2 separate regions of the Homo sapiens genome follow, and region 2 is linked to region 1. The links are chromatin loops, found by intact Hi-C in ENCODE. Cell type or tissue: PC-3. All regions are shown on one strand. Links, peaks and the distances in the headings refer to the core of each region. The heading gives the core; the rest is flanking DNA.

Region 1 (12,205 bases), core at 2,748-10,747:
TTTGAATAAAATGAAAAGTTTTTCAAAATAATTGTTTTGCCTGCCATAAAAATCCACTCATAATTTTTAACTTAAAAGAATTTAACATTTTGTAAATCTTGTGTCATGTTTGTATTATTGTATATCTTGTTTATTTTTTAGGTATTGGAAGAAATTTCATGTTACCCTGAGAATAACGACGCAAAGGAACTAAAGCGTATTTTAACACAACCTCATTTCATGGTAAGTAATAATTAAACTTCCATAGAACTGAAACCTCACTTTCAAAAGAAGTTTTTAAACTACCCTCATAAAATGTAGCCAGCTTCATCTCATGCATTTTTATCCATATCATATGAGACTATTAAGATTACAATACCAGGTAATACCAAATATTTTAAGACTGTTTTGTTTACTTTGTGTCACAACTGTAAAGATACTCTTGGTGAAGTGGCTTTTCAGGGACTGTACTCATCAGACAAGGGATTTTCTTTCTTATGGGGTAGTCCTTTAGTCACTGGAACTGTTTATGTTACTTAAACCACAAAGAACTAAAATTAGAGACAGTTTTCAATAATAAGGAATCGTCTGAATCTAGGTGATATATTGGAAGAATTACATCTCTTTTGACAATGCAAAACTGCTGCACTTTCTTGGTTCATTTCTACTATATGGAAAATGGGGATAACACCTGTATTTAGCCAAATATAAAGCTAAATAGCTAAACAAAGCTCAAAGCTCAAAATAGATAAGATACTTTGCTGTGGAAAAAGGTCCATGCTTATCTACCTAACTGCAATACAAAAACACAATTACAGATGGAAATTCATGTTGAATATACCATTTTAAAAGCATTAGCCACATCAGTTTATGTGAAAAATATGTGAAAAGTGGAAAATTTACCTCACTGCCCTTTGGGAGAAAATCTGACTTAAAAGCCTTGTTCTTATAACTACTATTACAGATGATACTTTGAATTTTTATTTATTTATTTACTTTTGAGATGGAGTCTCACCCTGTCACCCAGGGTGGAGTGCAGTGGCGCGATCTCAGCTCACTGCAATCTCCGCCTTCCAGGTTCAAGCAATTCTCCTGCCTAAGCCTCCCGAGTAGCTGGGATTGCAGGCGTGCACCACGACACCTGGATAATTTTTGTATTTTTAGTAGAGACGAGGTTTCACTATGTTGGCCAGGCTGGTCTAGAACTCCTGACCTTACCTCCTGCCTCAGCCTCTCAAAGTGCTGGGATTACAGGCATGAGCCACCATGCCTGGCCACAGGTGACACTTTTAAAATAATAGTAACAGTATAATATGTGTATCAAAGCAATTACCTGTGAGTTATTATATATATGCTGTTTTATGATAGTGTTTCTTTTTTTCTTTTTCTTTTTTTTTTTTTTTTGAGACGGAGTTTCGCACTGTCGCCCAGGCTGGAGTGCAGTGGCGCAATCTCGGCTCACTGCAAGCTCAGCCTCCCGGGCTCACGCCATTCTCCTGCCTCAGCCTCCTGAGCAGCTAGGACTACAGGTGCCCGCCACCACGCCTGGCTAATTTTTTTGTATTTTTAGTAGAGACGGGGTTTCACTGTGTTAACCAGGATAGTCTTGATCTCCTGACCTCGTGATCTGCCCGCCTCAGCCTCCCAAAGTGCTGGGATTACAGGCGTAAGCCACCGTGCCTGGCCCTTTATGATAGTGTTTCTAAACTTTTAACCAAGTTATTGAAATAAAGTTTTTTTCCTAAAAGTAACTACCTGGAAAGAAGCAATTACCATATTCATCCTTCCTAACTCTCCCACCCAAGCATTAAAGGCTGAATTCAAGTATAATCCTTGAGAGTATTTGACTTTATTCTATGGTAACAGCACTGTCCAGTGAAATACAATTAGGATACAGGTTCTAATGCCTGTAGATGAGTGCATTTTTACAACCTAGGTGTATAAACACAGAACTTCGTTCAAATCTCACCTCTTTTATCAAGGTATCTTGTAACCTCTCTACCCTTCTCTTGAACTTTCTCTTCTCTAACTCTTTTCCACTTGTTTGTATTCACCTGCATAACATTCTAATGCTTGCTGGCCTGCCAGAGCAGGTCTCTTCCCAGTGAATGAGCCAGGGCAATTTTTCTTTGTCCTTCCATATCCCAGCCCAGTTTTGTTGTTCTCATTGAGCTTATCTCATTTAGTCATTGTGATTATCTCTATTTCACAGAGCAGGAGAATAAAGAAACTATATGCTTTATTAATAATCCTCAAATGTGATGAATCACAAATATCTGCAGTTAAATTACCGTTAATATTACCTTGTTCACTGTTTCATGCATATGTGCTGTGTTTCCCCAGATTATAATTCATTCCCTTTTAGACAGCATGTCTTCTATAGCAGGGGTCTCCAACCCCTGGGCCACTGACCAGTACCCATCCGTGGCCTGTTAGGAACCAGGCCACACAACAGGAGGTGAGCAGCAGGCCAGCCAGCATTACCACCTGTGTCCCCCTCCTGTCAGATCAGCCTAGGCATTAGGTCCTCATAGGAGTGGGAACCCTATTGTGAACTGCGCATGCGAGGGATCTAGGTTGCATACTCCTTATGAGAATCTAATGCCTGATAATCTGAGGTGGAACGGTTTCATCCCAAAACTATTCCCCGACCTCTATCCCCCACCCCCACCCACCCTGCCATCCGTGGAAAAATTGTCTTCCACAAAATGGGTCCCTGGTGCCAAAAAGGTTGGGGACCACTGTTCTATATTATAAAAGTGGTTAAAGATGTGAATTCAGATGACCTGGGGTTGAACTCCATCCTTGCCACCGTAACTTTATGAACTCTGACTCTGAGTCAACCTCGTGGAGTCAGAATAAGAATTAAGTAGCTGATATATCTACTGTGCGTAGCACAATGCTTGACATATGCTTAGTGCCTAATAGATGTTATCTGATACCTATTATTAGTTGCTCCATAGTATCTATCATGTATAGGGCACATAGTAAGTTATCAGTAAAACATTGAATAGATTAGGAACCTGCCCGTTTGCAGATAGGTTAGGCTCTCCTTGGCTGACTGCTCTGTGCAGTGTTCCATAGCTAGAAACAGATATATAATAAATTTTGGACCAGGCACAGTGGCTCACGCCTGTAATCCCAGCATTTTGGAAGGCCAAGGCAGGAGGATTGCTTGAACCCAGGAGTCAAAGACCAGCAACATTGGGAGACCCCATCTCTACAAAAAATTAAAAATAAACTAGCCAGACATGGTGGCACATGCCTGTAGTCCCAGCTACTTAGGAGGCTGAGGTGGGAGGATCACATGAGCCTGGGAGGTCAAGGCTGAAGTGAGCCATGATGGCACCACTGCACTTCAGCCTGGGCAACAGAGCGAGACCCTGTCTCAAAAAGTAAAAAATGCCAGGAACTGTGGCTCACGCTTATAATCCCAGCACTTTGGGAGGCTGAGGAATGAGAGTCATTTGAGGTCAGGAGTTCAAGACCAGCCTGGCCAACATGGTGAAACCCCATCTCTACTAAAAATACAAAAAAAAAAAAAAAATAGCCTGGCGTGGTAGCACACACCTGTAGTCCCAGCTACTTGAGAGGCTGAGGCACAAGAATCACCTGAACCCAGGAGACAGAGGTTTCAGTGAGGCGAGATCACGCCTCTGCACTCCAGCCTGGGTGAGAGTGAGACTCTGTCTCAAAAAAAAAATAAAAAATGAATTTGGACAGACATGTCTTTCTATAAATTGCTAAGTAAACTCAGCTCAATTCAGAGAATGATATAGGGCCGTATGAGACCAATAGATCTTTCAGATTTGAAGTAAGCTAAATAAATTAACATATACCCAAATAGGAGCCTTTTTTTTCATCAAAATCATTACGGCTCATATAGCCCATTGTATGACAGCTTATCTGTCTTCTAAGTCTCGATATGTTTTGCTTTTCTGAAGTCAGAGAGAAGTTAATATGTGCATTGCTATTAGTAAACATTTTCAGAAATAATAAGTAATTTTTATAATTTATTGAATACCTAGCTAGGTGCTTAAAAGACATTTTCATTCATTTATCAAATAAGTAAATGCCTACTGTATGCCAGGCACACTATGCCAGGCACTAAGGACCTAGTAATGAATAAGACAAACAAGATCCCTGCCCTCATGGAACTTCCACTCTAGTGGAGGTGGGGTGGGAGGACAGGTAGGAGAGGTAGAGGTAGACAATGAGCAAGTAAGCTAACAAGATAATTTCATATGGCAATAATAACTATGAAGAAATGAAAGGATAATGGTGCAGAGATTATAGTAAAGTGGGAGCTGCTTTAGATAGGGGAAAGCCCCTCTGAGGAGTAGACATTTGGGCTGAGACTCCTTTGAGGAAGAGCAAATGCAAAGGCCCAGAGACAGGAAAGAGCTTTGTAGATTCAAGGAGCAGAAGTCCTTTGTGGCTGAGATACAGTTAACAAGGGAGAGAGTGGTACTTCCTGTACCAAGAGAGGTCAGCAGAGGCCAGACCAATTTATTTATTTTTTTAATATATAAAATAAGGCCAGGCATGGTGGCTCACGCCTGTAATCCCAGCATTCTGGGAGGCCAAGGTGGACGGATCACGAGGTCAGGAGTTCGAGACCAGCCTGGCCAACATGGTGAAACCTGTCTCTACTAAAAACACAAAAATTAGCCAGGCATGGTGGTGGGCGCCTGTAGTCCCAGCTACTCAGGAGGCTGAGGCAGGAGAATCTCTTGAACGCAGGAGGCAGAGGTTGCAGTGAGTTGGGATCGCACCACTGCACTCCAGCCTGGGAGACAGAGCGAGACTCCATCTAAAAATAAAATAAAAAATATAAATAAATAAAAGCCTTCCAGGCCATTGTAAGGAGTCTGCAGTTTTCTCCTGATTGCAGTAGGATGACACTAAGTGATGGCACGCAGGAAAATATCTAATCTGTGCCTTGCTGGAGCTGATGTGTAGAGAACGGACTGTAGGGGGGATAAGAGTTTAGGGAGACCAATTGGAAGGCTGTTGTGAGAGGTTGTAGAGGCTTGGAGAAAGGTGAGGATGGTAGAACATGGGCAGATGGGGTTTCTGTGTTGGAGATGGTTACATACAAGAGGACTTGCTGATGGTTGGGATGTAAGCTGGTGTAATTAAACCCATTTCACAATTCCGAGAGGAAATTGTGCCCTAACAAGGTAAAGAGACTTGCTTAAGGTCACTCACCAATCAGTGGCCTCAATGAGGTTCAAGCCAGATCCTGCTAGCGCCAAAGCCTATGCTCCTAAAAGTCAGTTGATTTATAATGCTAATCAGATTTCTAATAAATTTAAGTTGAGCTCATTGGTCATTCCTAAATAAGCTTTTGTGTAGATAATATCTTATGTGGGAAATATAATTCTGAGATATATATATATATATATACTATATTAAATAAGCTTTTAAATGCTGGGGCTTTCTATCTTATAAGCGTTTTTAAAATCATGGCTTCAAAATCTTGGTATTTTTAAAGAAATATTAATAGCTAAGGGGAAATATGTTAATACTTACAATTTTTTTATTATGCCAAGGTTTGGGAGTTATTCTTGGCATATTTATAATTTCACACTTATTTGCTCAGTCATCCGAATTTTTCTTTGCTTTCTGATTATTATAACATGAGGATTTAACATTGAATTACCCAACACTGAAAATCCAGATACTTGTAGATATTTACAGTAACTAAAGGAAGAGGAAATAAGGGTAAATTTAAACGACTTTAAAATTCTGTGTTTTTTTTTTTTAAGAGACGGGGTCTTGCTCTATTGCCTAGATAGGAGTGCAGTGACACCTTCTTAGCTCACTGTAGCCTTCAACTCCTGGGCAAAGCAATCCTTCTGCCTCAGCCTCCCAAGTAGCTGGGACTACAGGCATGCACCACCATGCCTGTCTACTTTTTTTTATTTTTTGTAGAGACGGGGGTCTCACTTTGTTGCCCAGACTGGTCTTGAACTCCTGAGCTCAAACAGTCCTCTTTCCTTGGCATCCCAAAGTGCTGGGATTACAAGCATGAGCTACCACACCTGGCCTAAAATCTGTATCTTTAGAGGTCATCATAAAAGAATATTATCTCACTGATTACTTTTTTAGTTATTCCATTTGAAAGGCTGACTTTTTAAAAAGAATATTTCCTTTGCTTATTGCAGCTGTAAAATATGAAACATTAAATAGTCAGATTTTTTCCACTCTAGTCTGATGTTGTTAGTTGTCTTATACATATCCTTACTATAGTACAAAAAGTGAAAGTGTTTTTTTCCTATTACACGATTGTTACGTAGTTAAAACTGACAGCTATTTCAGCTTAGTGACAACTGCTCACTCATACGTCTTAACATATTTGAAGAAAAATGTTCAAATTTTGGTTTCCCTATTTTTTATTTTATATACTCTTTTAAGCTTTTAAAAAGATAGTCTGTAAGTGGCCCCCTTTTTCTGTTTGGATATGAATTAGAGCTTTAGGTTAAGTTTCGTTTTGTGGTAGCAATCATTTACAGTGCCAAATTGTGGTTAATATCGAGTATGACCTTATTTGGTGACATCATTTAAGCATTTTTCTTTTAGAGTCCAGTTTGAGTATTATTTTATGATTGTGGGCTTAATCCTTCCTTGTAAATAATGCATTAAATACAAATGTTTGCTTATATAATTTAAAAGAATGAGTAGAGGCCTGTAATCCCAGCACTTTGGGAGGCCGGGGTGAGTGAATTGCATGAGCTCAGGAGTTCAAGATCAGCCTGGGCAACATGATGAAACCCCGTGTCTACAAAAAATACAAGAATGATCTGGGTGTGGTGGCACATGCCTGTGGTCCCAGCTACTTGGGAGGCTGAGGTAGAAGGTTCACTTGAGCCCAAGAGGTCAAGGCTGCAGTGATATGACGAACATAATTTTAGCAAATGAAATGTTCCAGTTTTTATGTTACTGATTTTTGCTTTTTGCCCTAAATCTTGGTTTCTTATGTGACCACAATTAAATCAGAAAAAGAGGGATTTGCCCACATAGGACAGCCTCTATACTTGGGCTCAGGAGTACCAGTACAAGGTGCAGTTAGGGCACTGGTGAGGAAGCCAAGGTCCCCAGGGCCATCATGGAGCACTACTTTCAAGCTATATATTGCTTAGTGCCCCTTGGTGCTCCTCACCCAAATCCCAGTTTAGACCAGCCTTCTGAGATTGTGAAAATATCTGCCATTTCCATTAGAAACTCAACTGTGTATAATGCTCAAAGCATATTCTTTACTGGTAACAAATCAGCATTATCTTCTTTATGATTTTACCAGATTGTTACCTTTTTTTTTTGCCTCGTATGCATGCCTTTAAAATTAAATAGCCAAGTCATGACTTTTTTAAGCCTTTTAATAAAATAACTTAATTTCAGATGCTATGAGTTATTATTTTTAAAGCAATTTTAACTGCATTTCATTATCTGCAGATATTACCGCACAGATCCCAAATTAAAATAGAACCAAATTTATAGTTAGCACATAAGAAAATATAATCTTTGTATAAAGCTCCAGACATTTTGATAGCTGTAGATTCTCTTTGAAATAGAAATGTTCAAATATTTATGCTTAATAGAAAGGGTTTATTATGATGGCACAAAAAGTGTGGTGAGTAGAAGGACATTCTTTTTTAGGGAAACAAGGGACATTTTATTGTTGAAGTTCACCAAGCTGACAAATAGAGATGTCAGTTCAAAGAAATCACTTTCTCTTTGTTAATAGGCTTTGCAAAAAGAAGTCATAATAATAATTCTCAACTTATTTTTTATTTAAACAAGTGCTCCAAAAAATATAATGAACAAAAAAATTTAACATATTTAGAGTTTGAGTTCCATATCATACGTGATATTTTGGAAGATTACGTTTTTAAGGTACATCTGTGTGTATTTTTTTCTTTTTCTAAATCATATGCTATAAATTATTTTCATCCTTTGGGTTATATAAAAGCGTCATTGTAAATGCCATTGATGAAAGATACTTGCTCAATACTCCAATTATTGCACTATTTCTTTTTAAATTTGTTTCAATTCTAAGCCCCAGCACAAATTTGCCAACTCTATTTATAGATGATTCTTTTAGCTAAATTACTTGAAATTGTACCGTCTACCTTCATTTGAACAAGTTAGTTGATAACACCTCTGACCCAGATAATCATCAAACACATCTCTTCATTGATTCACTCATTTATTCACTTACGTTTTAAAAAATCTATTTATCATGATTGTCACAAAAAAATTGAGATAGTTGGATGTCGATATTACACACTTTATGTTCTCTTTAGATGAATGATACCTTTGAGAGGAAAAGAATGAGATATGTTTATAGAATAAATTTGTCAGCCCCATGTCTACAAAGAAAACATTTAAAAATTAGCCAGGTGTGGTGGCATGCACCTGTGGTCCCAGCTACACAGAAGGCTGCAAAGGAAGGATCGCTTGAGCCCAGGAGATGAAGCCTGCAGTGAGCTGAGATCTCACCACTGCACTGCACCCTGGGTGACAGAGTGAGACCCTGTCTCAAAATAAATAAATAAATAAAATAAATTTCTGCTGAAATAGTAATGTTATTAATAATTTTTTTCTTCATAAAACACTAGGCCTTACTTCAGACTCACGACGTAGTGGCACATGAAGTTTACAGTGATGAAGCATTGAGGGTCACACCTCCTCCCACCTCTCCCTATTTAAACGGCGATTCTCCAGAAAGTGCTAACGGAGACATGGATATGGAGAATGTGACCAGAGTTCGGCTGGTACAGTTTCAAAAGAACACAGATGAACCAATGGTAAGTAGGAAGAGAAAGTTTTCAATACTCTCATAAGATCCCAGCATGAGTTATATCAACTAACTTCAACCTATGCTACTAGGAGTTGGGGAGGGAAGGAAGACATGGATAGTTTTAAAGAAATCAGTTTCCAGATCTTCAGTTCCCCCCTGCCCTTCTTTTCTAGAATTGTTCTGCCTGAAACTGTCTTAGGCATTCCGGTTCTCTTTCTCACCTCTCCTTTCACAATTGCCCTTCAACCAAAAAAAGGGGAACATACTGTAACATTCCTCCAGGGTGTAAAAACCTCTGGGGCAGCAAAGAAAGGGACAATTTGAAATATTGGTATTGGTATTGAGAAAGTGAATGTCTAGTAACATTGTAAAAATCATCCTTTTATAAATCTTATAGTTTTCAGATCTTTTGCCTTCAACAAAATTAGAGGAAGATTAATTCAGGGGGCATTCAAAGAATTGAGTAACACTGCTGAAATAAATTTCTTCCACTCCCAGCTACCTACTTAATATGAATCAATTTACTCAGTGCTTGGGAGTAGAGCTGGAAGAGAATTGATGCTGAACCTTGCCTCCATTCTCATAGAATTCTCGTAGACTGAGAAGATCAAGGAAAGGCTCCTTGATGTTAACTGAACAGAGCAAGGGGAGTGAGGGGAAGCAGGGGAATACTATTCAGCAAACCAAATAGCACATGTGTAAACCTGGTAGTAAAAAGGCTCTTATCATAGTTTCCCAATGGAAAGAAGGCACCATGGCTGAACTGCAGACAGCAAGGTGAGTGGCTGGAACAGAATCATACAAGTGTTGGAAGACATGTTAAGGATTATGTTCATTATCTTAAAAACAATGGGAGGCTATTGAAGACTTTCAAGCAGGGGGATAATATTAGATTTTTGTTTTAGAAATATCACTCTAGAGAATGTATGAGAGGGGTCAAGAGTGGATGTACAGAAACCAGTTAAGAGGCTGTTATTGCAGCAGTGCAGGGCAGATATGATGGAACTCTGAACTTGAGGGATGGATGTCAAGATGGAAAGAAGTGAACACATTTAAGAAATAATGAAAGAGTAGGTAATATCAGTAAGCCTTAACAATGGATTGACAGTAGAACTGAGGGAGAAGCAAAGATCAAGCACAGCCCTTAAGCTTTAGTCTTCTAAAACTGAATGGACGTTGAGACAGGGAACATTGGATAAGTTCCAAGTTGGAGGAGAAACCATATCTTTAGAAGAGGAAAAAAATTCAAATTTATGCATTCATATCTTTTTCCTCAGAACATAGAAAAGGGATATTAGGATATAGAAAAACAAATTACCTACTTCTGAAAGTTGCCTTTTAGATTAAGGGAAAAGTTATAGCAGTGACTCTATGACCATGATTTTTGGAGAGCCCTCAGCTTAGACATTTCTGGTCCTAATCCTCATTTAGTAATCTTTGCCAGTTATACAATATTATCTTGCAGCACATGGGGGGCATGCAGATCACCTCACCCCTTCTGGTACTATCCAGGCAACTCTTTGGCTTAAGAGCATAGGCTACAGCAGGTTTTGGGTGTCTTGGGCAAATCACTTCATGTCAGTGGACCTCAGTTGGCTCATCTCTAAAAGCATAGTTGACTAAATGAATGATCCCCAAGATCCCACCTAGCTCTGAAAGTCTAATATTCCATTCATTCATTTTATATATTCATTCATTTATTCACCAAATATTTTTGAAGTCCCTACTAAGTGCAAATCACTCTTATTAGATGCCAGTGATCTATTGTCAGATAAGACACTGCCCCTTACTAGAGCTCACGTTCCACAGGGCTGGCTACATTAAACAAGTAAATTTGTAGCTTAGCACGGTTTACTTAACAAGCCCAGTTATGACAGAGCTGGAGAGGAGAGAAAGCTGTGTTGGAGAGGCAGGAAGGTGTGATGTTCAGCCAGGCAAAGCAGGCAAGAAGGTAGAAGGGACCACAAGAAGGAGGCCTCAGAGTGTCTTGGGATCATTAAGTTCTCAAGCAGTCCAGTGACAGCTGCTTGATTGTTTGTGTGAAGACTCACTACATAGAAACATAGACTGAATTGGCCCGGTGCAGTGGCTCACACCTGTAATCCCAGCACTTTGGGAGGACGAGGCGGGTGGATCACGAGGTCAGGAGTTCGAGACCAGCGTGGCCAATATGGTGAAACCCCATCTCTACTAAAAATACAAAAATTAGCCAGGTGTGGTGGTGGGTGCCTGTAATCCTAGCTACTCAGGAGGCTGAGGCAGAAGAATCGCTTGAACCCGGGAGGCGGAGGTTGCAGTGAGCCGAGATCGCGCCACTGCACTCCAGCCTGGGCAGCAGAGTGAGACTCCGTTTCAAAAAAAAAAGAAAAGAAAAGAAAAGAAAAAAGAAACATAGACTGAATAAAAGCATAAAACTACATCCCTGAGTTACTTTTTCAGAAAGCGTAAAATGGTCTTGAGTCTCCCCTAAAAGTCTCCTTCCAAAAGCTTTTCTGTCTTCGATGATCCTAGTGAAGATGTATATTTCTTCTCCTTTTGATGGGTTTCCATGAAAACAGGAATTATTTTATGTGAAATATAAAATATATATTTTCAATAATAGAGTGTCAATCTCTAATGCATTTAATACAACTTTATTTGCTTTCTTAGTTGTCTTATTCAAAGCATTATGTTACTGTGCAGGATATTCCTATATGATCTGTTTTGTTTTTCAGACCCTCTGCAATGTGTCCATTCCTCAAGGGTGACATACTCCTGTTACACACCTCTGTTTTCCCATTTGTAGCATCATACTCATAATTTTTTTTTTTATTGATTGGAATTCCCATAGTTGCAAGTGACAAAAATCAAGCTTGAACTAGCTTACAAAATAGAGGAAAGGCTTATATAAACAGGGAAAGGCCAGGAGTATAACTTTCCTAATATCTCCCCTCAAGCTGGTAGGTTCAGGAGTAGGCACCTAACCCAAGCTATGCCAATGCCTTCCCTAGAATTTGTGAACTTGGGAACAGAGAGAAAGTGAATCAGTTCCTCTCTACAGAGAAATGTTTGGGACCTACAGAATAATAAATGTTAACTACAGTTGGTTTGAGGTGAACTTCTCCTGGCCATGGGAGACCCTTTTTGTCTCATTTGCTACTGTACCTAGCAGAGTGCCTGCCTCATAGTAAATTCACGTTAATGTTAGTTGAATGAATACATACATCTATTAGTTTCAAGGGTGGAAGCTGTATTGTACTATCATTTCCCTTATGAAATTAGATTTGACTTACACACTAATTTACAGCATTTTTCCAGGAACACTTTTCTTAGTAACCATACAAGCTGATTGAATGTACAAGTTGGAAATGAAACTTGAATATTACAATTGAATCTTAGGACTGGAAACATTTTGATAAACCAGTTTTTCACATTGCTCACCTA
Region 2 (12,205 bases), core at 2,929-10,928, 75 kb before region 1:
TGTATTTTTAGTAGAGACGGGGGTTTCACCATGTTGGCCAAGCTGGTCTCAAACTCCTGGCCTCAAGTGATCCACCTGCCTCGGCCTCCCAAAGTGCTGGAATTACAGCTGTGAGCCACCGCACCCGGCCACATTTCATCACCCTAATGGTTCTGAGCAAAAGAACTATTAACAAAATTCTTGATCTCTATGGATATTTTAAAGAAAAGTTTGATGACACCTTTTAAATGCAGTACTTTTTTTTTCTTTTTTTACCTCCAGCAGTTGCAAATGTGAGACCACATTAGAAAATACTGTTTCACTGGAGTATATGCTAACACTTAACCTCAATTAACTTCTTTGTAAAGGGCAAAAATATATTTCCCAAACCATATATAAGAAGTGTAATGTCATATCATTATTACAGATAACCAGTTAGTATATACACAGCAAGATTCTAAGCTGCTATGGGTTTGGTATTCAAATAAGTAAGATTGTTTTATAGCCTTATTTTGTTCCCCCGTATAGATTCAATCTCCCCAATTTGTTTTAGCTACTCTTCTCAGCTGAAGGAATAGAAAATCCTGTGTTGGACTGTCTTGTAAAAAGGACAAGGGAGTATCCTTCTAAACCTCTACTCATTTCAGAAATCTTACCACCCCTTTCAGATGATTTCTCAACCACTTTGTCAAGGAAAAATTATTCAGACTTTAAAGAGCACATTCGCTCCAGGATAGGGAGAGGAAACAAGTCTACCCAAGCCCTGTCTAATCACTTACCTCATTTCAAACTGGTCAGTTGACCACAATTTCACTAGGATGAAAAGTGTGGGATTTCATCCCTCCCAAAGTGTGGGATTACAGGCATGAGCCACTGTGCCCGGCTGGATAATGATAATTAAACAGCCTTATGGCATTAGTCTTAATGGGATTTGACAAGCAGAAGTGGCTACTATTTGAAATTCTGCCTGTTGGGGGGAAAAATGAAGCACACTTCAATTTTAAGGGCTATCCCCAACATAAAGACACTTTTCACTCCCCATCTTCAAGTACAAAGTCTCACATTAGTCAGAGCTAATGCTAGCCCTTGCTCAAATTGTGATGATTCATTTATACTGCAGTGCAAGTACTGCAGTTTCATTTGGCTTTAAAATGTTGTGGAGTTTATTCTTCATCTTTCTTCCTTAGAAGGTGATGTAGGTCTCTGCCTGTTAAAGCCATGGCTTTGCTTGAAGGTCCTGGCACTGGGTAGCTCACATAAACTCACCCCATCAGTAAACCTGTTGATATTGAACAAGGAATGAGACCCTACTCTGTCTCTGTCTCCTTTCCCCACTTGCCTTCCCAACCCCATGCCCTAACCACTCTGATTTTTTTTTAAATGATTCTGGGTCTCAGACATATCCCTTTTCCCAGGAGCCTTCTAGCACTTGGCTCACAGATCCACAGCCTTTCTCATAAGTCCTGTGTCTTTTGAACAATTCATAATTATTTTTGTTTGATTTTAATCAATATACCATGTGGCTTAGTTGTCTCATCTCTAAAAGAGACAAAAGTAACTTCACTGAGGACAGTATTCAAGCAAATCTGTTATTCTGTGGGACCTACGGTAGTAGAATACTTTTTCCTAAACACCGAAGTTGATATGCAGTGACCAAAATATCCTATTAAAAACTTTGCACAGTTCACAATTATTGCTAACCTCGATTTTTTAAAACATATCTTAAAAATATTTCTTTAAAAATTTTAAGTTTTATTTTAGTTCTTTCTGGATCGATGTATTCTAGTCTCCCTAGCTAAGGATCTAAAGATAGAAACTGGAATAATGAACATTCTAGTCTTCAATTATTGAAAATATTATCACTTACATAACAAGAATATGGGTATGGAATATTTACTAACACAAATTCTTATGTAGTAAAGAACAACAGAAGAATTGCATTTGTCCTTTTCTTAGAATGCAAGCCTTTAGAATCAAATTTCTGTTCTTTGCTCTCAGAATTTTATTCACATTGAAGCAATATAGGAATATTAAATAATAGTGAATGTTAATGTCTCATTTAAGGTAACTATGTAGTTTTCCTTTCCTCCTCCTCAGATGAATCCAAGGCAGTGGAGCCATATCTCTGAAAGTGCCAAAGACCTAGTACGTCGCATGCTGATGCTGGATCCAGCTGAAAGGATCACTGTTTATGAAGCACTGAATCACCCATGGCTTAAGGTACATGAGCATTCACAGGTCACCTTCTACACTTTGTCTGAACACTTCCAGTGACAGGAATGCGTTGCTCTATGAGATGGTCCTTTTTACCTTTTCTTTTTTCTGAGCAGTTTTCATTAGTTTTTTTCATCTTGTTTGCTGTTCCTGCACATCATCTGTGAACATCTGAATAGAAGACATACCATTTGAGTGTCATGCAGCTATCAGAGGGTAAAAAACAGGATTAAGACAGAATATATCAGGGGAAGGCCTCTTTTTTCTCTGCCAACATGTGTTCCAAAGATATGCAACATCAACAACTGAAGTAATACCATGTTATAATAAATTAACTATCTTTATTTTGGGTGTGACTGTGTGCTTTATAGCATTAACTATTTTTCAGTAGATACTAGGTATAAATTTTCTGTCTTAGGAAAACGGCAGGTTTTTTTTTTTTTTTTTAGACAAGGTCTGACAACATTGCCCAGGCTGGAGTACAGTGGCACCATCTCTACTCACTGCAACCTCTGCTCCTGGGCTCAATCGATCCTCCCACTTTAACCTCCCCAGTAGCTGGGAGCACAGGCATGCAGTACCACACCTGGCTAATTTTTGTATTTTTTGTAGAGATGGGGGTTTCACCATGTCGCCCAGGCTTGTCTCAAACTCCTGGACTCGAGCGATCTGCCCGCCTCAGCTTCCCAAAGTGCTGGGATTACAGGCATGAGCCACTGCGCCCAGCCAAAAGGCAGATTTTAAAAGTTCATTTTATATCCCATCTTGCCAGTGAGTATTAAGGAAAATTATAACTTGGGACAGCAGTGAAACAGTACTTTTTGATTAAAACATTATACAGCCCAATAATTCCAGGCAATTTTCATTTTAGATGTTAGAAAGACTAACGCTTGGAGAGGTTAAGAATTTGCGCCAAGTTGGCCGGGTGCGGTGGCTCATGCCTGTAATCTCAGCACTTTGGGAGGCCAAGGTGGGTGGATCACAAGGTCAGGAGTTTGAGACCAGCCTGGCCAATATGATGAAACCCCATCTCTACTAAAAGTACAAAAATTAGCCTAGCGTGGTGGCGGGCGCCTGTAGCCCCAGCTACTGAGGAGGCTGAAGCAGGAGAATAGCTTGAACCCGGGAGGCAGAGGTTGCAGTGAGCCAAGATCGTGTCACTATACTCCAGCCTGGGTGACAGAGCGAGTCTCCGTCTCCCAAAAAAAAAAAAAGAATTTGCACCAAGTCACAGAAGTTGTCAGTGGTGAAACCAGGATTCTAATTCAGCCTACCACTACCCTTTGATTTTGCACTAGATCCTATCCCTTTTTATTTGACCACATTGACCCAACAACTTCCTCCCTTCCTGCATCATCAGAGTTCTCTCTCTGTTGGATCTAACATGCTATAGGTTATTTGTATTATGCACACTCTTATATAGACATAATACCTTCTCCTGACCCTACAACCCCCTCCAGGTTTTGCCCCTATTCTTTGCTTCCCTTGACAGCAACTCCTGAAAAGAGTTGTATAGACTACTCACATTGTCCAGTTTCCCATTCCTTTCCCATGAACCCAGTCTAGTCAATATCACAATCTTATTTATTCCACTAAAACAGCTCTGGTCAAGTCACTACTGACCTTCATGTTGCTAAGTCCAGTGTTCAAATCCCAGGGCTTCTTCTTGGCCTGTCAGCAACATTTGACATCCATCCTTCTGAAACACTGTCTTCTCTGGGCTTCTGGAACACCTGCTCTCTTGGTTGTCCTTCTACCTCCTGGCTGCTCCTTCTCAGATCCTACTGATTCTTCCTCATCTCCCCTCTCCCACCTCTTCACACTGGAATGCCATAGGCCTCCATCCTTGCTCCTCCTCTTTTTCTCTGTTGAAGCTGAAAAAACTCAAACTGCTCTCACACCACACAGCAACAATCAATACAGAAGACTTCTGTGACCAGAAGTGTGGAGATTTCTTCCCACCAACAAGCAAGCAATCAACTCTGCAGCAGACTGCAGCTGGGTGTCCTCCCAACTAAATTCAAACACTATCTACCTGGAGATAGCATCAGATCCCACAGATTGAGGGCTCAGTCCCACAACCCTCACCTCTTCAGACACCAGTCATAAGTCCAGGCCGCTGAAACTTCTGCCAACCAACTACAAATTGGGGACACCACAGCCTCTTCCTCTTTGGGGTTGGTTAATTTGCTACAGCAGCTCACAGAATTCAGGGAAACATTTACTTATGTTTACCGGTTTGTTACAAGAGATATTACAAAGAATATAGATAAAGAGATGCACAGGACAAGTTACAGGAGAGGAGGGGAGCAGAGCTTCCATACCCTCCCCAGGCACAACACCTTCCAGGAACCTCCATGTGTACAGCTATTCAAAAGCTCCCCAAATCCTGTCCTTTTGGGGTTTTATGGAGGCCTTATTACTATAGGCATGATTGATTAAACCATCGGCCATTGGTGATCAACTTAACCTTTGGTACCTCTCCCCTACCCAGAGATTGAGGGGTGGGGCTGAAAGTCCCAACCCTCTAATCCTGCCTGGGTCTTTGTGACCCCATCCTGAAGCTGCCTAGAGGCTGCCAGCCATCAGACATCTTTGGCGTTTCTAAGGATTTTAGGAGTTGTATGCCAGGAAATGAGCTAGAGGACCAAATATATATTTCACAGTATACCTCTGGTCTTCAAACCTGGATTCCTTACATTAAAAAAATATAGGCCAATGTGGTGAAACCCCATCTCTACTAAAAATATAAAAATTAGCTGGGTGTGGTGGCAGGTGCCTGTAATCCCAGCTACTTGGGAGGCTGAGGCAGGAGAATCGCTTGAACCCAGGAGGCAGAGGTTGCAGTGAGCCAAGATCACGCCATAGCACTCCAGCCTGGGCTACAAGAGCGAAACTCTGTCTCAAACAAACAAAAAAAAAAGAAATATAAAAGAATATATAATTCAAAAGACACTGCCACATTACTAGAATCTCATTCAGGCATTGATAATTAGTTCAGTCCATCATCATAATGTATGAATAGGTCTCCCAGCATGAGGCCACTCAGGTTTGCAGGCTTTCCATTGATCTTGCCAGGTTCTAAAAGCAGGAATGGTCTTGGTTTCACCGTTTCAGACACCTGATATAATTGAGCTAAGAAACAGTATCCTTTCTTGCTCTGAGTCTCTTTCAAGGTGTTAATGTAATGTGATAATGGATTTCCCTGAATTCATAACACATTTATTTATTCCTTTACTCTCAGCTGTTAATTTTTTCCTCACTTTATTAATAACCTTTGGAAGAAACATTAGAATCAACATCGTGCTGGTCTAGATGGCAGACAGCAATATTAGTCTAGTAATTACCTCCTCCTCAGTCCACTCCCATGCAGGGAGACTAAGGTTACATAGGTGCCAATTTAGTGGACCGTTTTTACCACCAGGCAATATAGCTGCATTCACAATTAACCCGTTTTGCACAACCCACCCCCATCAGGTCCTTAGGAATTCTGACACAAGGTTTAAAAACATAGTTACAATTTCTTGTTTAGGAATCATCCCTGGTTCTAACACTGGTAGTTATGGCTCTGGTCCTAGAACCACTGCATAGGGAGGGGCAGGGGGAGTTTAGATGATATGGGAAAGAAGGAAAGAAAAAAGTATAGTCATTATATCAGCATACTCCCCTCTTGTCAAGAATTGCATAGTCATAACAGCATCCTCTACCACCCCCCTTCCCCAGATCAATCAGAAAAACGAAAGAATATCTAGTGGGGACACTCCTTTAGCCCCACTCATGTTGAGTGTGAGTACACACTGGTAAAGGCAAGTAAGCCAGCCCTTCCTGCTTTCATCTCCCCCTGTTTTAGACAACCAATGTTTTCATTGCCCATTTTAGTCTCTATCAAACTATTACTCTGAGAAGAATATCTCTGCCCACTGCTGGAACATTATGGGCTGTACCGTGTGTTCTTTGGCCTAAAGAAATGGTGTTCAGCTCTCCAAATATGTGCAATATCTTCTGTTCTGGCTTTTTTATGGTATTCTCATCATTCACATCTTCCACCGGGCAAGCAAAGCCCAGTCCAGAATCAGTGTCTACTCCTGTCAAAACCCATCTGTGGCCTCCCAGGGTTACCAGCATCAGCCTCACTTGCCAGCTTGTTCAGGGCTTTCCCACCAGGGAAATCTGCCCCACAGCCATGGGCAGTGTCTGTCTCTTTTGCTGGCAGACAGAACAGTTCTTATTGGCATTTTGTGCCTGAAATGATACAAAAGAAACCTGTCTAGATGCAGCCCATCTCTGCACTGTTGCAGTACCCGTTTATCCACTCATTTGATGGACCCAGGTGGCCACCTCGAGGGAGCACACAGGGTTCTCTGCTTGTCAATGTCAATCATTTTCCAAACCCAGAAAGAGGCTCTTATGATGGGCATCAACATATTCTACTTATTGCACCCCTCAAATTTCCATAGGGCCATTCTCCATATGGGCATCCCTTTAATAAATAGGCCAGGTTTCCACTGCCCTTCTGCCTGACCATGTGACCAGGCCACTGGTGACTGTCCATGAGTCAGTAAAAAACCAAACACGGGAGCTTTTGTTATTGTTCATTTCTTCAGAATGCAATTCAACTGCCAAGCTAATGTGATCTTACCTTCTTTGATCAAGAGTGGCATCCTTCCAAACAGGATGCTGTCGATTCACCTTGGAACTGTCATCCACACACCAAGCAGCTCTTCGTTGGTCAGTTGAGAGCTGTTCACGGGGCCCTGTCCAAGTGTCAGTAGAATCCCACAGTTCCTCACACAGTTCCAGAGTCAGTCCTAGGGGAAAAGAGGCTCCCTGCTTGAGGATGTTTCCTCCTTGCACTTCCCGGAGAGGATGTTCCTGCATAAACCATTTCCATTTTATTATGGAACTATTCTGGGCGCTGCCATCCCCATTTGAATGTTTCTCTGACATCATGTGAGAAAGCATGGGTATTTCAGGTGTCAAGATCATTTTATGTCCTTCAGTCATTAGGGATAGTTTCAGTTAATGTCCCATAGCAAGGTAGTAAATGCACCGAGATGGAAATTCTCTAGTGCAAAGTCCTAGTGGTTGTCACTGGGAGATGCTCACAGACTTTGGCCATAAGCCCCAGTAAACATCCTGCAAAGGGCGAGCAGATGGAGAATTTGTCCCTACCAGCACTCCAGCTTCTCAACTCCACACTGTGTGAGCTCAAGCAATCTTACTGGTGCCTAGTTAGCGTGTCCAATTAATATTTCTCGAAGTGCAGATTTACATTTCTTCTGTTTTACAATACTGGGTAGGGGAAGTGTTCTCCACCCAGTCATAATTATCCAGTTCCATAAAACATTTAGGTAAAGGAGACATAACTTATTTATGTATATCCTGTTTAAACATTCCAAATCTCATACTCCTATCAACCCTCACTTTTACCCTTTCTTGTTTAAAAAAAAAAAAAAAAAATGTTGAGTCCCCAACAGCAGGTTGAGCCAAGGGACCTTGCCCCTTTTGTCAGTCTTTGTATTGATTAACCTGCCTCAACATTACCCCAAGTAACTGTTGGTCAGCTTTCTCACTGTAATCTCTGCCTTCTGACTTTTTCAATTTCTCCAAACTGGGGTGAATACAGCAAACCTGTTTGGAATCCCTTAACATTGGGAGAACAGCAGAAGCTCCCTACCAACCTTTGATAGTATTATATTGAGATCTTTGTTTTAACCCCATCGATTTCCACTTTATTCATCTCATTTCTTTTTATTTCTTTTTTATTTTTTTGAGACAGAGTCTTGCCCTGTCACCCAGGCTGGAGTGCAGTGGCGCAATCTCAGCTCACTGCAACCTCCGCCTCCCAGGTTCAAGCCATTCTCCTGCCTCAGCTTCCCGAGTAGCTGCGATTACAGGTGCCCGCCACCATGCCTGGCTAATTTTTTTGTATTTTTATTAGAGAGGGGGTTTCACCATGTTTGCCAGGATGCTCTCAAACTCCTGAGCTCAGGTGATCCACCCGCCTCGGCCTCCCAAAGTGCTGGGATTACAGATGTGAGCCACAGCATCCGGCCCTATTCTTCCCATTTCTTATTAGCCCTCTAAAGATTCCACCCTGCTGGGATGAGTCCCATGATTCTCCTCTTTCTTTTTTCTCTTAGTTTCACCCCATCACTGTTTTCTTCATTCACCTTATTTATTAATAACCATTTAAACTTTCCACCTTCCTGGGATGAGTCCTGTGACTCTCCTCTCTGCCTTTCCCCAGTCTTTTGTTAATTACGCTCATGTTTTCATTGGTGCCCATACAAAAGAGGCTCCCTCAGCCATAGCATTTACTACAGCCAGAGTAATGGATGTATTCAGTGAGTGAATATCTCAGTCATCATAAAGCCAGTCCCACATGGCCTGCATAGGAACCAAATGAGCCGCTTCACCTGGGGTACTCCACTTGGCATTGATAGGTAGAGTTGGACAGTCTCTACCTTCTCAGGGTGTACAGACCTTACAGTGGCTTTTATTCCATTCACTAGGCTGACTGTTCCCTCAGGAATAACTCCCTGTGTGTCTGGATCACATTATACCCATTGTTGATTGTTCAGTAGTGAGCTGTGGGTCCTGCATCAACCCAAACATGCCTGTCCACTCTGCAGCATTTAAAACCAAAGAAAGTGCCCTAAATTAGTTATTCTCACAATCCATTTTAGTAAAGGATTTTCAGTAAACTGATGATACCAATCTATGAAATGAGACAATTTCTTCACACTGTACCCTCTGGTTTCAGTAGTTTCTTGGTTTTGCCCTTCCCTCACATCAACTACCTTCGTGGTAACCACAGGTCGTAGAGGTACTGTCATCCCTGTATAATTTTTCCTTTGGGGGTCAGCTTGAAGGCTAGTGGCCTGGGCTCAGATAGACTGAAATCTGAGCTTGGTCTAGCATCAAGGCCTCATCCAGCATTTGTTTCATTTCTGTTCAGCTATTACAGACAACCACCACCAAGGGAGTGAATATTTCATCTTTTTCTTACTAGTTTGCATATCCTTATGCATCCAGTGAACCAACTCCCTGAGTTGGATCCATCTCTAAATTCCACTGGTAACTTTTACCTTTAGCAATTGATTGCGACACAGTTGCAGCTCCAAACCATGGAAGACCACGATAATGAACCAGGAATCAAAGGTTCCTCATCTCCCACCCTTTCATTCTTTCTCTTCCCAAACCACATATTTCTGTGAGCCAGGGCCGTTCTAGCAAACCCTACTTCACTGACACTAACTGAAGGTGGAAAAACTCAGAACTGTTTTCCTCTGCTCTCGCACCACACAACAACAACAATCAACACACAAGACTTCTTTCACCAAATGTGTGGGGATTTCTCCCCATTAAGAAGCAAGTAATCAGCCCTGCTGCTGGGTATTCTCTAATTCAATTCTGACACTATAGTATCACATCCCACAGTTTGAGGGCTTGGTCCCCAAGGCCTCCCCTTCCCACCCTTTCAGACACCAGTCACAAGTCCAGGCCTCCAGAATGTCAGACTGACTGGCTACAAATCAGAGATCCTACACCTGCTCTTTGGGTTCCATTAATTTGTTAGATCAGCTCACAGAAGTCAGGGAAACACTTTTACCATTGTGTTATAAAGAAAATTACAAAGGATACAGATGAAGAGATGCATTGATGGAGGTATAGGGGTGAAGTGGGAAGCTTCCATGCCCTCTGTGGATGCACCACCCTCCAGGAACCTCCATGTGTGCAGCTATCCGGAAACTCCCTGAACCCTGTCCTTTTGGGTTTCTATGGAGGCTTCATTACCATTGACCATTGGAGGTCAACTCAACCTTCAGCCCCTCTCCCCTCCCTGGAGGTTGGGGGTGGGGCCAAAAGTCCCAACCCTCTCATCCCTCCTTGGTCTTTCCTGTGACCACCCCTCATCCTGCAACTGCCTAGGGGCTGCCAGCCATCAGTCAGTCATTGGCATACAAAGATAGCCCTTACGCCATTCTAAGGATTTTAGGAATTGTATTCCAGGAAACGGAGCTGTAGACCAAATATATATTTCAAAATATCACGTCCATCTACACTCCGGCCCTTGGAGAGCTCATCTAGTTTTGATGGCTTTAAATGCTATCTGTACAACAATGACTCCTGAATCCAGGCCTCTCCCCCTAGGTATTCTTTCTTAATTCTGTATACAGTTTGGCTCCCTGACACTTGACTCATGTCACCCCTTCCTACTCTCCCTGCTTACTCCATTCCCATCATATCAGCCTCCTTGCTGTTCTTCAGACTGCAGGCACATTTCACCTCAGCACCTTTATATGACCCTTCCCTAGAATACTCTTCCCTCAGATATCATGGCTTGTTCCCTCACCATCTTCAGGTCTTTGCTTAGGTATCAGCTTCTTAGTAAGACCTTCCCTGACCACCCTATTTAAAATGTGGGGGAAGGAATGCCACCAGTATTCCCTATCCCCCTTCCCCTCCCTTATCTTTCTCCATAGCATCTGTCACCCTAAGACATACCTATATGTTACTTATATGTTTATTGTCTGTCTAGGTCATAAAATATAAGCTGCATAAGTCTAGGGATTTTTGGCTCTTGGTTCACTTCTGTCTAGCACCTAGAATGTATCTGGCATGCAGTAGGTGCTCAATGAATATTAATGATTTAATCAATGAATGAATGTTCGTTGTATTATACCATGCTACTTCCTCAGATTATGCAAAACAATAAAATATTTTAAAAGTAGATTAATAATGTATCTTAAGGTGATGACATGGAATAGTATTACAGGACAATTTTGAGATTTCAGTGGATCTTGATTCTCCTTAAGAATATTACTTCTCAGCCTGGGCAACATAGGGAAATCCCGTCTCTACAAAAATAAAAATTAAAAAATTAGCCAAGCGTGGTGGTGCGCACCTGCAGTCCCAGTGACTCAGGAGCCTGAGGTGGGAGGACTGCTACTTCAAAAATATGCATTCACCTCTCTGATACTCAGTGCTAGTTATTCCTGATTTCCCCTAGAAAAGAGTAGTGAACAATTTTTAGATACTTTCTTTGTTTTGTTTTGTTTTTTATTTGTTTGTTTTGCCCTCCCAGATATATAATGAACACTTTAGAGGTAATTCCTATTTCTCCTTTACTTTTCTCACTTTCTCCATAACGGGGATCTTTTGTTCATTCAAAGCTGGTTTAAATGCCAAATAACAATGAAAATGGCAGGCATTTTAGTCATTTTTCAAATCTCTTAGAAGGTGGTTTAACATTATACCATACCTACTTACAGTGCTTTCAAAGCTTATCTTGGCTAATAGCATATTTATTTTTGGAAACCTTTGTTCCTGCCAATGATTATAGTTCTCGTTCTAAGTAATTTGAGCTTAATACATAATAAATTTCTAGCACAAGAAAGACAAAAAATGTCAGTAACTTAAATGAAAAAGTTTAAGACGGCTCTTTGAGCTGAGTATCGCATGCCATGTCTAAACAACAGTTTAACTTCACTACTTATGTCATCTGAAGATGGAAAAACTCAATTAGAATGTTATCCAGCTGGTAAGAGCAGGCTTATGTTATATTTCAGTATTTGTCCATGTGTATTTATAAATCATTACTGTGGATGTAAGAGGTATTTTTTTAGAATGGTTGAAATTTAAATATGAAAAACACCTGGATACCTTGCAAATTGAAGAAATAAAATGATACTGGTTGCAGTGGCTTGAGCCTATAGTTGTCTCAGCTACTTGAGAGGCTGAGTAAGTAATTACTGAGTAATTACTCTAAGTAATTAGAGTAAGGTGGGAGGATTACTTGAGCCCAGGAGTGAAAGGCTGCAGTGAGCTACGACCATGCCACTGTACTCCAACCTGGGAGACAGAGCAAAACCCTGTCTCCACAAAAAGAAAAAAAAAAACAAATAAGATGAAGAAAAACTTTGTAATGAAGGCTACCCAAAGTCATAATACCATTGCTTTGTGTCAAAAACAAAAAAAAACAAAAAAAAACCACAAAAACCAGGCA

Evidence for each region. A loop is a pair of places that touch in the nucleus more often than their neighbours do. Peaks named below come from ENCODE experiments on the same cell type or tissue, not always from the same donor. Only the 100,000 strongest peaks of a DNase experiment are listed, where the experiment ranks them.
Region 2: a loop joins it to region 1, with 7 times the contacts of the local background. A loop is called at or near these places in 2 of 110 quality-filtered maps.

The regions. Positions count from the first base shown.
Region 1 is chrX:41,574,924-41,587,128 of GRCh38, reverse strand. It overlaps CASK (calcium/calmodulin dependent serine protein kinase), which reads left to right. Exons shown (of 27, transcript NM_001367721.1): 14 at 142-222; 15 at 8,601-8,789. Among named protein-coding and RNA genes, the nearest start is that of CASK-AS1, 63 kb to the right of the region's middle. In PC-3, for the core only: no CTCF peak of the experiment used is centred there; no DNase peak of the experiment used is centred there.
Region 2 is chrX:41,650,433-41,662,637 of GRCh38, reverse strand. It overlaps CASK (calcium/calmodulin dependent serine protein kinase), which reads left to right. Exons shown (of 27, transcript NM_001367721.1): 8 at 2,077-2,199. LOC124905180 (a long non-coding RNA gene) reads right to left here. Exons shown (of 3, transcript XR_007068219.1): 2 at 3,817-12,205; 3 at 1,967-2,364. Among named protein-coding and RNA genes, the nearest start is that of GPR34, 32 kb to the left of the region's middle. In PC-3, for the core only: no CTCF peak of the experiment used is centred there; a DNase peak (open chromatin) is centred at 6,817; H3K27ac peaks cover 1,379 bases.